Linked DNA regions of Homo sapiens: region 1 is linked to region 2. A link is a loop called in an ENCODE intact Hi-C map of the cell type or tissue named here. Cell type or tissue: heart left ventricle. All regions are shown on one strand.

Region 1 (5,000 bases), 170 kb after region 2:
GTGAGTGGGGTGCATGTGGGTCCATGTAGCGTGTGTTGTTCTCAGCCAGGCCCAGCACCGCCAGGTCCCTTGAGCTGTCCGCAGGCTGAGACCCTGCACTGTGAGGCTATTGCGGAAGAGGCAAAGGGCATCTTGTGGGAGGTACTCCTCAAGAGTGGGCTCTCTGCCTCCTTCTAACCATTCCCCCATGAAAGTCCAGGATCGTAAGGGGGACCACACTAAGCCCCTCTGAAGCCCTGTGCTTCCCTGGGGTCTTGCACATAGGAGGGCCTATGACTCTGGGCTGGGCTAAGGTGTACAGTGCTGGTGCCTTCCTCCCCAACAGCACCCTGAGTGCAGCTACCGATGAGGCCCTGTCTGCGCTGGGGGCCGGCCTCGCCAGCAGGGGCAGCACACGCAGTAGGGGTTGAAGGAACTAGAAAGAAGCCCCGAAGGGCTCCCAAGGACAGGCAGTGCTGGTGCTTCTCCTTTCGGGAGGGGCCATTGCCTGCATGCCCCCGGACACCATCAGGGAGGGCAGTGTGAACTCCCCCGTGTCCCTCACATGGACAGGCTGTTATTGGAGGAGGGCGAAATGGAAAATTCTGCACGTGACTTTGCCTCCCTGAGTAACCTCCCAGCACTCAGCGCTTCCCGCAGCCCAGCCTCCTAATTGCTCGGAGCCTGTGAAAGCCTTTTAGAGCACCTGGGACTCTTCTTTGCTATTTTTTCCCTTCCATTTAAAAGAGAATTAAGTAGGTGTGGACACGCTGCCTGCGGACCCTGGGGTGGGAGTGGGATGGAAGCCTACGGGGGCGGGTGCCTCCACCCCGGCCAGCCCGGCCAGCACGGCCAGCCTCTGGAGGGACCCAAGGAGGCCCCTCTGCTGCCCGTGCATCCTGAAGACCCTGCACAGAGCTGGGAGTGTGGAGGAAGGGACTTTATGGGAACCAACCAAAGAGGACAGCTCCTTTTGGGGACCCAGATGTCCCACCGGCCAGCTCCCCCCATGATGGGTGGGCTCTAGAGAGACCTGGCCCCAAAGCCTAGATGCAGGGCCCACCTGGGAGCCCTGCCTTGCCTGACTCCAGGACTCAGGACCCAAGCACAGCCCTGGACCCTCCTCTGCAAGCCGGGGGGGTAGGAAGGGGCTGCCGCTGAGCCCGCAAGGAAACAGACACTTGGCCTCACTCGGGCTCAGGACTGACGAGCAAGAGGGGGCCAAGTGCTGCCCTGGAAACACCAAGGTCAGCTGGGTGCCGTGGCTCATGCCTGTAATGCCAGCACTTTGGGAGGCCCAGGTGGGAGGATCACTTGAGTCCAGGAATTTGAGACCAGCCTGGGCAACATGGCAGAATTCCAGCTCTACAATTTAAAAATTAGCTAGGCATGGTAGCATGCCCCTATAGTCCCAGCTGCTCTGGAGGCTGAGGTGAGAGGATCCCTTGAGCCCAGGAAGTTGAGGCTGCAGTGAGCTGTGGTCGTGCCAGTGCACTCCAGCCTGGGTGACGGGGCAAGACCCTGTCTCAAAACCAACAAACACCAAGGCCAACGATGTAGTAGTCCATGGTAGCAGGATGTCAGGATGTCAGGACCATCAACGCCAACCAGAGGGTCTGCAAGGAGGAGGTGGGGAGGTCCAGGCCAGAGACATGCTGCCATGATTGACCCAGCCTCAGACATACACGTGAGCAGCAGAGACCCGTCCAAACAGCAGGCCTGCTGGACAGCTCTGCCACCAATGTCACATGACCCTGGGCAAGTCGCAAGCCCACCCTGAGCCTCAATTTCTTACCCACAGAGATGGGCTGCAATTAGGTGACCTCAACCACCTGAGATTCCACAGTGCCCTCTTCCATGCTGTATTCATACAGAGGCAGAGGCTGGAGAAAGGACTTTCCCTTCCGGGAGGGGCGGTGGGCACAGTCCTCACGTTGGCCTTCACCGCCTTACCTGACTCCCAGGTGTGGCTGTGCTGCCTGCGAGGCTCAGGGGTCGCAAGTGAGGAGCCACCAGTGAATCAGAGGGGACGTTCAGACCGGCTTTGCCAACCCCCAGTGCTGTCCACACGGCTGGAGCGTTGCTGCTGCCGTTACTTAGGGGCTACCCTGAAGGAACCATCCTCCAAAGGACTGGCCTCCTGCCCCTCCCAGAACAGTCGAAGGCCCTACAGCTTTGCGTGGGGGCCGGAGGGACCTGGAGACCATTCCGGCCTCTCCGTGTCCTTCCTATAGAGGAAGGGGAGCGACTTCCTGAAGGTCAGGAGTGAGGCTGAGTCTCCAGTTGATTTCCTCCATCCCAGAGGTTCTGCCAAGGGCTTCCCCAGTGCGTCCTGAGAAGCAGGGTCAGCCCTGGGAGAAGCTCGGCCAGGGTGTGTCCAGAGGAAGAGCAGGCGCCACGATGTCAAGGTCGAGGGCTGGGGGTGGAGGCAGGATGGAACCCCAGCTCTGACCAACACCAGATGGGTGACCTTGGAGGGAAACACTGTATTCTTGCCCATAAAATGGGAGGAGACCAAATTCTGCCTCTAAGGGGTAAATGGGGCAGCTGTATATAGCTGAGTACGCAGCAGGAGTGCAGTCAGCACTGCTGTGGCAGCCGCAAGGACTGCGCCCTCAGCCCGGGGGGCTGCGGCAGGCTCCAGCATGGCCTCCTTAGCCCTCAGAGCCCAGAGCGGGCTCCAGCACATCCTCCTTAGGCCCCAGAGCCCAGGGCGGGCTCCAGCACGTCCTCCTTAGCCCCCAGAGCCCAGGGCGGGCTCCAGCATGTCCTCCTTAGCCCCCAGAGCCCAGGGCAGGTGCCAGGGGGCTCCAGCACATCCTCTTAGCCAACTCTTCTTCAAACAGGTGGCAAAGGGAAGGTGCACCAGGGCGGGGTCACAGGGCTGAGCACTCCTCTGCTGCTGTGGGCAGGCAGGTGGCTGGCCCATGGCTGAGCCCCCTTCAGTTGCCAGCATTCTAGGCCAGGGCAGCTGCTGCCCACACATTCTAGCTCCTCCCAGACAATGCTGAGCCATGGTGCCCGGGGCACAGGAGCAGCCTGCAGGGAGGCAAGAGGTGGCCTGGGTATTTTCCCAGCATTTGTGTGTCACAAGACTAAAATGGCTAGGATCTTTCAGTCCCACCCCATCACCTCCTCCCTGCCACTCTTAGAAAAGGCGACAGTGGGAGGAAATGGCTGGACCTGCTTTCATATCAGCAAGTTCCCCAGCCCTGTCGCCACCTTTCCCTCTGCTGGTGGGAGACATCACCTCTTCTCCAACCAAATCACCCAGGCGGGCTGGCGCATGAGCTACAAAGAGAATTGGCTATGTATTTGGGGAATAAAGCTAGAAAGCACTTGATTTGATAAATGTCACCCACTGGAGGCATTTTCAGAAATGTATGCAGCTGCAGCAGCCCAACCAACAACAATGGCAAGGAAAGCTGGCATCGTGCTGCCCTGTAAGTAATGGCTTTGTACTTTTCCAGGATGCTCCCAGAATGGAGCCCCTGGGAAGCCATTCCAGAGCAGGGCATGACTCACCCGCACCCACGGCAGCCGGGTACCTGAGCGCAGCCAGGAAGCCATGAACTTCACAGGACCCTTCTGATGCTTCTAAGCATCACTGGGTTTGGGAACCACCTTCCACAAGAGACAGGTCCTGGGCTCCATTACACCCTCAACAGGCTTGGATGTGAATTGAGGGGATCCCTCCTACTCTGTCCAACACCCCCCGATCTAGAACATTTCTCTGAATGTCCATTGGTGCCATGGGAACCACAAGTTAGCTGGACAGAGCTGGAAAGGAGGAGGAGGTGGCACCTGGTGATGTCTGGCTGACTTCGCTGGGGTCCTGGGGCTCTGCATGGTGAGGACTGGTGGGGGTCAGTGGAAGACGGGCCCCTCAATGGGAAGAACAGGGGTGGGGATGAAGATGGGTCCTCCACGGTGAGGATGGGGGTGGATACAGATGGGTGCCTTTTCCTGAGGTCCTGCCTGTGCCCTCTGGGCAGCTGGGGAGGCACAGGTGGCTGGGGCTGCAGGGAGCCCTGAGGAGGATGGAGAAGAGGGAAGAGGGTGGGAAGGGTGTCACCCCCTGGCGCTGGCAAAGGCCAAGCTGAGAAAAATCTGCCTGAGGCAGAAGGCAGGGGACAGTGCCCACTGGGAACAGGCACCTCTCCCCGCTTCCCAACCCCAATTCATTGGGAAATACGGTGATCCCCGGTTTGGGTGGAGCCCCATTGAATCAGCTGGGAGGTGGTGGAAACCGCAGTGGACTTTGTTTTAGGCCCTGGAATCAAGCATTCGAGTAAGGCACCTTGAGAGGGAGAGGGCTCTCTTCACTGTCCGGGGCAGCAGGTGCCCACCGGAGCTGTCCAGGACACAGGACACATGCCGGAGACCTAGCCTAGCCCTGGCTCCGCACTCAGCAGCGCGCACCCCGGCACACACCCACGCCCTCTGGACCTCAGTCTTCTGTTGGTGAAATGGGTACAGCATGCGTAGCCCACAGGAAGTGCAAGGCAAGGAAAGAACAGTGGTGGATCTGCCTGCAAGCCACAGGGCAGGCGTCAGAAGCCACAAGGCACTGCCATGGGCCTCATGACAGACGGCACCACCTACCCCTTCACGGACGGTCCGGGATGAAAGAGGAGGACGTTTCTGGGGGCGGTGAGCTAGTGAGGAGCCCCTCGGAAACCTCCGGCAGGCAGCCGAGTAGGGATGCCCGGTCACGCCTCACGTTTACCCAGGAAGCCCTTCCCAGCTGCTATCCCGGGACAGTCCCAAAGGTTCTTCTGCATGGAATTGGCATGGCACCTCCCAGGTGCACATGAGGAAACTCAGTCCCCAAGACATTGAAAGGCTTGCCTGCCACCCCACAGCTTATTAGTGGCGGGGCTGGGACCAGAATCCAGACCTCTGCAGCCCAGTCCAAGGCTTAAGCCCTCAGCCCACATCCCCAGATGCTTGGAATTACTGAGCAATTCCTCAAACCGGCGCTGGGCCAAAGGCCTTCTTTATGGTCCCATTGGACCCCC
Region 2 (5,000 bases):
AGCCTCCGAGCAGGGGACTGGAGGATCTTTCTCCAGGGAAGTGGAAACATCAGCCTGTCCTTGGGGCCTGGTGCCAGCGGGGTGCTCAGTGTATTCCAGGCTGTCGGGCCCTCTGAGTGCCGAATCCCAGGCTGAGCACTGGGATGCCGGTCCCCAGTCACCAGCTCCCTGGGGGGCTTGAGTTATGGTGTAGGCATGCCCAGGAAGGGGCATAAAAAGTGAATAAAGTGGGGTCCAGGGGAGTCGCTCATTCCCGGGGCACTCGGCGGCTTGCCTAGGACAACGGCATTTGGAATCACAACTGAATGACAAGGAGGATTTCAAAGGCTGCAGGAGGCCCAGTCCCTGTAGGCCACATCCAGGGGAGGACACAGTGAAGATTCTAGGAGCTGGGAAAGTGGGGTCACTCCTGGCTAGGCCGAGAGGAGGCAATGTCAGCTCCACCTTAGGGACAAGGGACCGAGGCTTCGGTGGGGTGGTGGGCTGTGGACCCAGGAGGTCTGAGTGGAGAGCCCACCTCCTTCCCATTGTCCTGTAACCTCCTCTGGGCCCTTTCCATGCCAAGACCATAAGCAGCCGTGGAGGCCACCCAGGGTGCTCCTGGCTGGTGTCCAGCACTCTGCTTGTGCTCGCCAGGACAGCTTTGCAAGATGGCCTCCCCACTGGAACTTTTATGAAACTGGTAAATGGAGCCCATGAATGCCAAATGAAGGTGACGGCCACACACACACTCCCAGTCACTCACTGGGACAGCCAGCATTTGCTTATTAACAAGGGCCCAGATGAAATATGTAATCTGAAGGACCTCATTTTAGCTCTCTCCTGGAGGCTGTCGGGCCCGACGCAGGCTGCCTCACAAGAAACGGGGGGCGGGGGGAATGCTGCATGCTGCTGTGACCCCTCTGTCATTCATTAAGCAAAGGAGCCAACCTTATTGGTGCTTGGCTGTCTAGTAAGACGACCGAGCAAAAGCAAGCCTTTCTGCAGAGACAGAAAGCCACCACTCACGTTTCCCAGCAGAACAGCCACCTTGCTCCAGTAATTAGGCAAACCCAGCCTTCATTTCTCAGGAAGTCTTTCATCTCCAAGGAGGATGGTGGGGTAAGAAATGGGAGGCCCAGGGGAGGGCAGTCTATTTGAGAGCAGAACCATCTCCTGCTCGGCTTAAAAAGATTCATATTCAAGCAAGGCTCGGATCAAACTAGTAACAGCTGTCTGAGGGCATCAGAGATGACGTTGTAATTCACGGTGATGGAAACATGGGAGAGGGAGTTAATGAGTCACTTACAGCCACCTCTGTGGTTCTCAGTTACCCTGCTATTGTTCTTAATCTGCTGAATTGTAAAAAAAAAAAAAAAAAAAAAAAAAGAAGAAGAAGAAAAAGAGGAACAAGGAAAGAAATGTAAACATGCAGCTGGGGAGCCCTGTGAGAAATAGTTAACCCAGAGTCGGTATTGCCTGTAAATTAAAGCCTGTTTAGTGGCACAGTTCTAGCAGCTGCTCAGTGAGGCTCCTGGGAACCGAGGGCTTGATTGTCCTGTTAATCCCACCTCAGTGCCGGCTGACGGCATTGGTTGGCATCTCATCCCATTGCTCCAAAATGCTTTCATCAGTCAGATCCCCGAAGCTTGCCAGGCCAACCAGACTCTGAGATGCTTTGAGGGAAGGCGACCAGAGAGGTGGGAAACACCAAATGCTTATGAGAGACCCAGGCTGGCCGGGGCGCCGTGGCTCACACCTGTCATCCCAGCACTTCAGGAGGCCAAGGCAGTGGATTGTCTGAGCTCAGGAGTTCAAGACCAGCCTGAGCAACATGGTGAAACCGTCCCTACTAAAAATATAAAAAATTAGCTGGGTGCGGTGGCACGCACCTGGTAGTCCCAGCTACTCGGGAGGTTGAGACGGGAGAATTGCTTGAACCCGGAGGGTGGAGGTTGCAGTGAGCTGAGGTGGTGCCACTGCACTCCAGCCTGGGCAACAGAGCGAGACTCTGTCTCAAAAAAAAAAAAAAAAAAAAAAAAAAAAAAGACTGAGGCTCAGGAAGAGGCTGGAGAGGCGTTTGTTGTGAATTTGAACTTCAAGGAATCAGAGGGCTCAGGCCATTTGAGATGAGAGCTTGTTCTTCCTGGGGTGGAACAGGAAGGTGGAAGGCAGAAGGGGCCGGTGGAAGACAAACAGGTTTGTGCTCTTTCTTATCCAGCACCCAACCCAGTTCTTTCTCCCGGTGACCGCTGGACCCACACGGCCCCTGCAGCTAAGCCCCTCTCCTAGGGCTGATTGCATTTTTCAAAACAACTCGGGCCTGTGTCCTTCTTTCCTCCAAATAAGCAAGTGACAGTCAAGCTGCCTGCAGCCTTAGCTTCCCGGTAGTTCTCCAAGGAGGGGCCCGTTTTGCCCCTGGGTGATTGCGGGGAGGCTGTGCCGGCTGCCAGGACCCAGGTGCAGGGAGGAGCCGATGCATCTGGGACCATCCAGGCTGAAGTGTGGCTGGGCCGACGCTAGAGGGAGCTGTTGAACAGGCTCCCAGGGCCTGAGCTGAGACCCCGCCCCTCTCAGGTGCCTCCGTGTCTCCACCTATAAGCTAGGGCTGCTTTGTCCACTATGGTCACAACCAGCCACACGTGGCTACTGAGCACATAAACCGTCGCCAGTCTGAACTCATATATGTGCCCTTAGTGTAAAATACACGCCGGATTTTGACGACTTCATATGAAAAAAAACAACATAAAATATCTCATTAATACTTTCTCTTTCTTGATTACATGTGAAATGGTAAATGATACCATTTGGGATCTAACGGTTTAAATCAAACAAGTTTTAAATTTCATCTTTTTTACTTTTCAATGCGGCTATAGAAAAAGTTACAATCACATAGGTATGTGTCTCCCACTTTATTTCCCGTGGGCAGTGCTGGGTAGAAGTAGCATTCAGTGGGTGATACCAGGGACCCTGGATCTGGGGCTACCAAACAGGGACTCTTCAAGCTCATTAGCACCCTGTGGTATCCTTTATTTATTCACTCCTTAGTGCCCTTGAGTGAAAGATCATGGCGTTTGTATTTCATAATTACCTGTGAGTCCCACACGGTTCTCTTTTCAGCAGGGAGGGCTAGCCTGAGAACGCTGCCAGAGGCCAGCTGCAGTGAGGACCCCAGGTCTGACCCCAGCTAAGGAATGAGGCTGGTGGGGAGGGGCTGCAGAAGGAAAAGGTTCCTCCTTCTCTTTGGAGCTGGAACAGCCAACCCTGCTGAGTCAGATCCGGGGAAAGAGGAGGTTAGTAACACCTCTAGAGTGACAGTTCCAGGGCGTGCCTGCACCTAAACCCAACCCACTGACCTAGAGCTCATTTCTGGAGGCCTTCCTGAAAGCTGTTGCATCACGGCATTTTACCCACTGGAGGGGCTCCAGGCCAATGACCTGTTGTTGAGAAATCCAACCGAAACCTTCTTGACTTCTTACCCATCCCCAGCCTCTTAAACTCCCCACAACTCCCCAAAACCTTACAAGAAAAACATAACATATGAGAAGAGAGAGAGAGAGAGACCCAGCAGGGCACAGAAATCCCCTTCCTCTACCAATCTCTCCTTCTTTTCCACCCTCTCAAGGCTGAAATGCCCTAAATGAAGCTGGTGAGAAGGAAGAGGTGGAGAAAGGAAAAGGGAAATCCCCAAGAGCTGTACTTTCTCTTGCAGAAGCTGCTACTGCGACAGGAAGAGGAATGTGTGGGTGGCTGTCCCTGCACACCTTGTGCCTCTGCAGATATGAGTTCACCCGTGTGGCACGCTCGCCTCAGCCACCCTGCCAACCCCTACTCATCCACCAAAGCCCAATGCAAAGGTCACTCCTCAGGCTTGCCTTTCCCAGCCCCTACAACTGCTCTTCCCTTTGAATTCTAACAGCGTTTTTCTAGTATGAACTCAGCTTTGAACGCGTCACTTCTTTGTCTTTTTCCTTCATTAGACTGGGAGCTCCTGGGGGAAGGAGAATCCTTCATTTGTCCCAGTCAGAGAAGCTGCTCAGCGTGTTCCAGCCTCAGGGCCTTCGCACCTGCAGTTCCCTCCACCTGTCTGCTCTTCCTTCCCCTCAGTGTCTGCAAGGCTCACTCCCTCCAAGTTCATGTTCTTGCTCAACAGTCGTGGGGAAACCTCCTCCAAGGACCCACCTCAAAGAGCATCCACCCTCACCCTCTGGTCCCTCACCCTGACCCCTTTCTCAGCATTTCCTGCCACCTGGCACTATATTTACAAAATCTCTTGACTGTCTGCCTCCTTTTGTTCACCACTGTACCCCCACAGGGCCCAAAACAGGGCCTGGCACACAATTCAGTCAATAAATATGTTTGAATGAATGGTTGTGTATTCCAAGCGCCTAGCACAGTGCCTGAGCAAATGAACAAAGCAATGAGTGAGTGGTTCTTTTTCTAGGATCCCTCTTATTCTAACATTCTGTGACTCTTCCAGTTTTAGGAATTGCTGGAGGAAGGTCAGGGGTTAGGATGGTCAAGTGCTCTCCTGCTCAGATTTGAAGCTGCTCCAAGAAGGCACATTCAGACTCGGTATTCTGGAAATCTCTGTTTTCTGGCATGGAAACAGCTGCAGCAGAGTAGAGTTTTGGGGCCATGCCAGACTTGGGGGTGTCCATTTATCAAACTGGTGCCAATCTCCTTCCCAGGTGAACACATCCCAGCTATATGGTCCTCAGCCAGTGGGGTGGGGGACAGGATGGGGGACTTCCTGCTACTCTCCAGTGAGATCATTCCCTGGACCAGTGCGGCGTCATCATAGAGCGAACATCACTCCAGCTTGAGTCTTTGGAGAGGAGCTCTTTGAGCTGCCTCCCAAGCAGAGAAAGGGAGGTGAGTGAAACGGACATACATGAGCCTCTGGGGAGAGAACAGGGAGACAGGAAAAGGGAAACGCCCAAGAGAATGCTCCCCTTCCGTCCGGAACCCTAACCCAGCAGGAAAAGGAAGCTCAAAGGCAGGACCAAAATGAGACCATA

What was found. A loop is a pair of places that touch in the nucleus more often than their neighbours do. Peaks named below come from ENCODE experiments on the same cell type or tissue, not always from the same donor. Only the 100,000 strongest peaks of a DNase experiment are listed, where the experiment ranks them.
Region 1: it touches region 2 in a loop (2.4-fold over the local background); 6 of 110 quality-filtered maps call a loop at or near these places.

What each region holds. Positions count from the first base shown.
Region 1 is chr2:10,235,257-10,240,256 of GRCh38, reverse strand. No RefSeq gene overlaps it. Among named protein-coding and RNA genes, the nearest start is that of MIR4261, 45 kb to the right of the region's middle. In heart left ventricle, no CTCF peak of the experiment used is centred here; a DNase peak (open chromatin) is centred at 2,356; H3K27ac peaks cover 1,693 bases.
Region 2 is chr2:10,406,805-10,411,804 of GRCh38, reverse strand. The region is part of intron 2 of HPCAL1 (hippocalcin like 1); the gene reads right to left. It overlaps LOC124905972 (a long non-coding RNA gene), which reads left to right. Exons shown (of 3, transcript XR_007086211.1): 2 at 3,692-3,836; 3 at 3,960-4,347. Among named protein-coding and RNA genes, the nearest start is that of SNORA80B, 38 kb to the left of the region's middle. RefSeq lists a silencer at 2,487-2,616 and enhancers at 2,476-3,088, 3,089-3,700, 2,948-4,147. In heart left ventricle, CTCF peaks have their summits at 2,294 and 2,493 (motif pointing right); a DNase peak (open chromatin) is centred at 2,504; H3K27ac peaks cover 720 bases.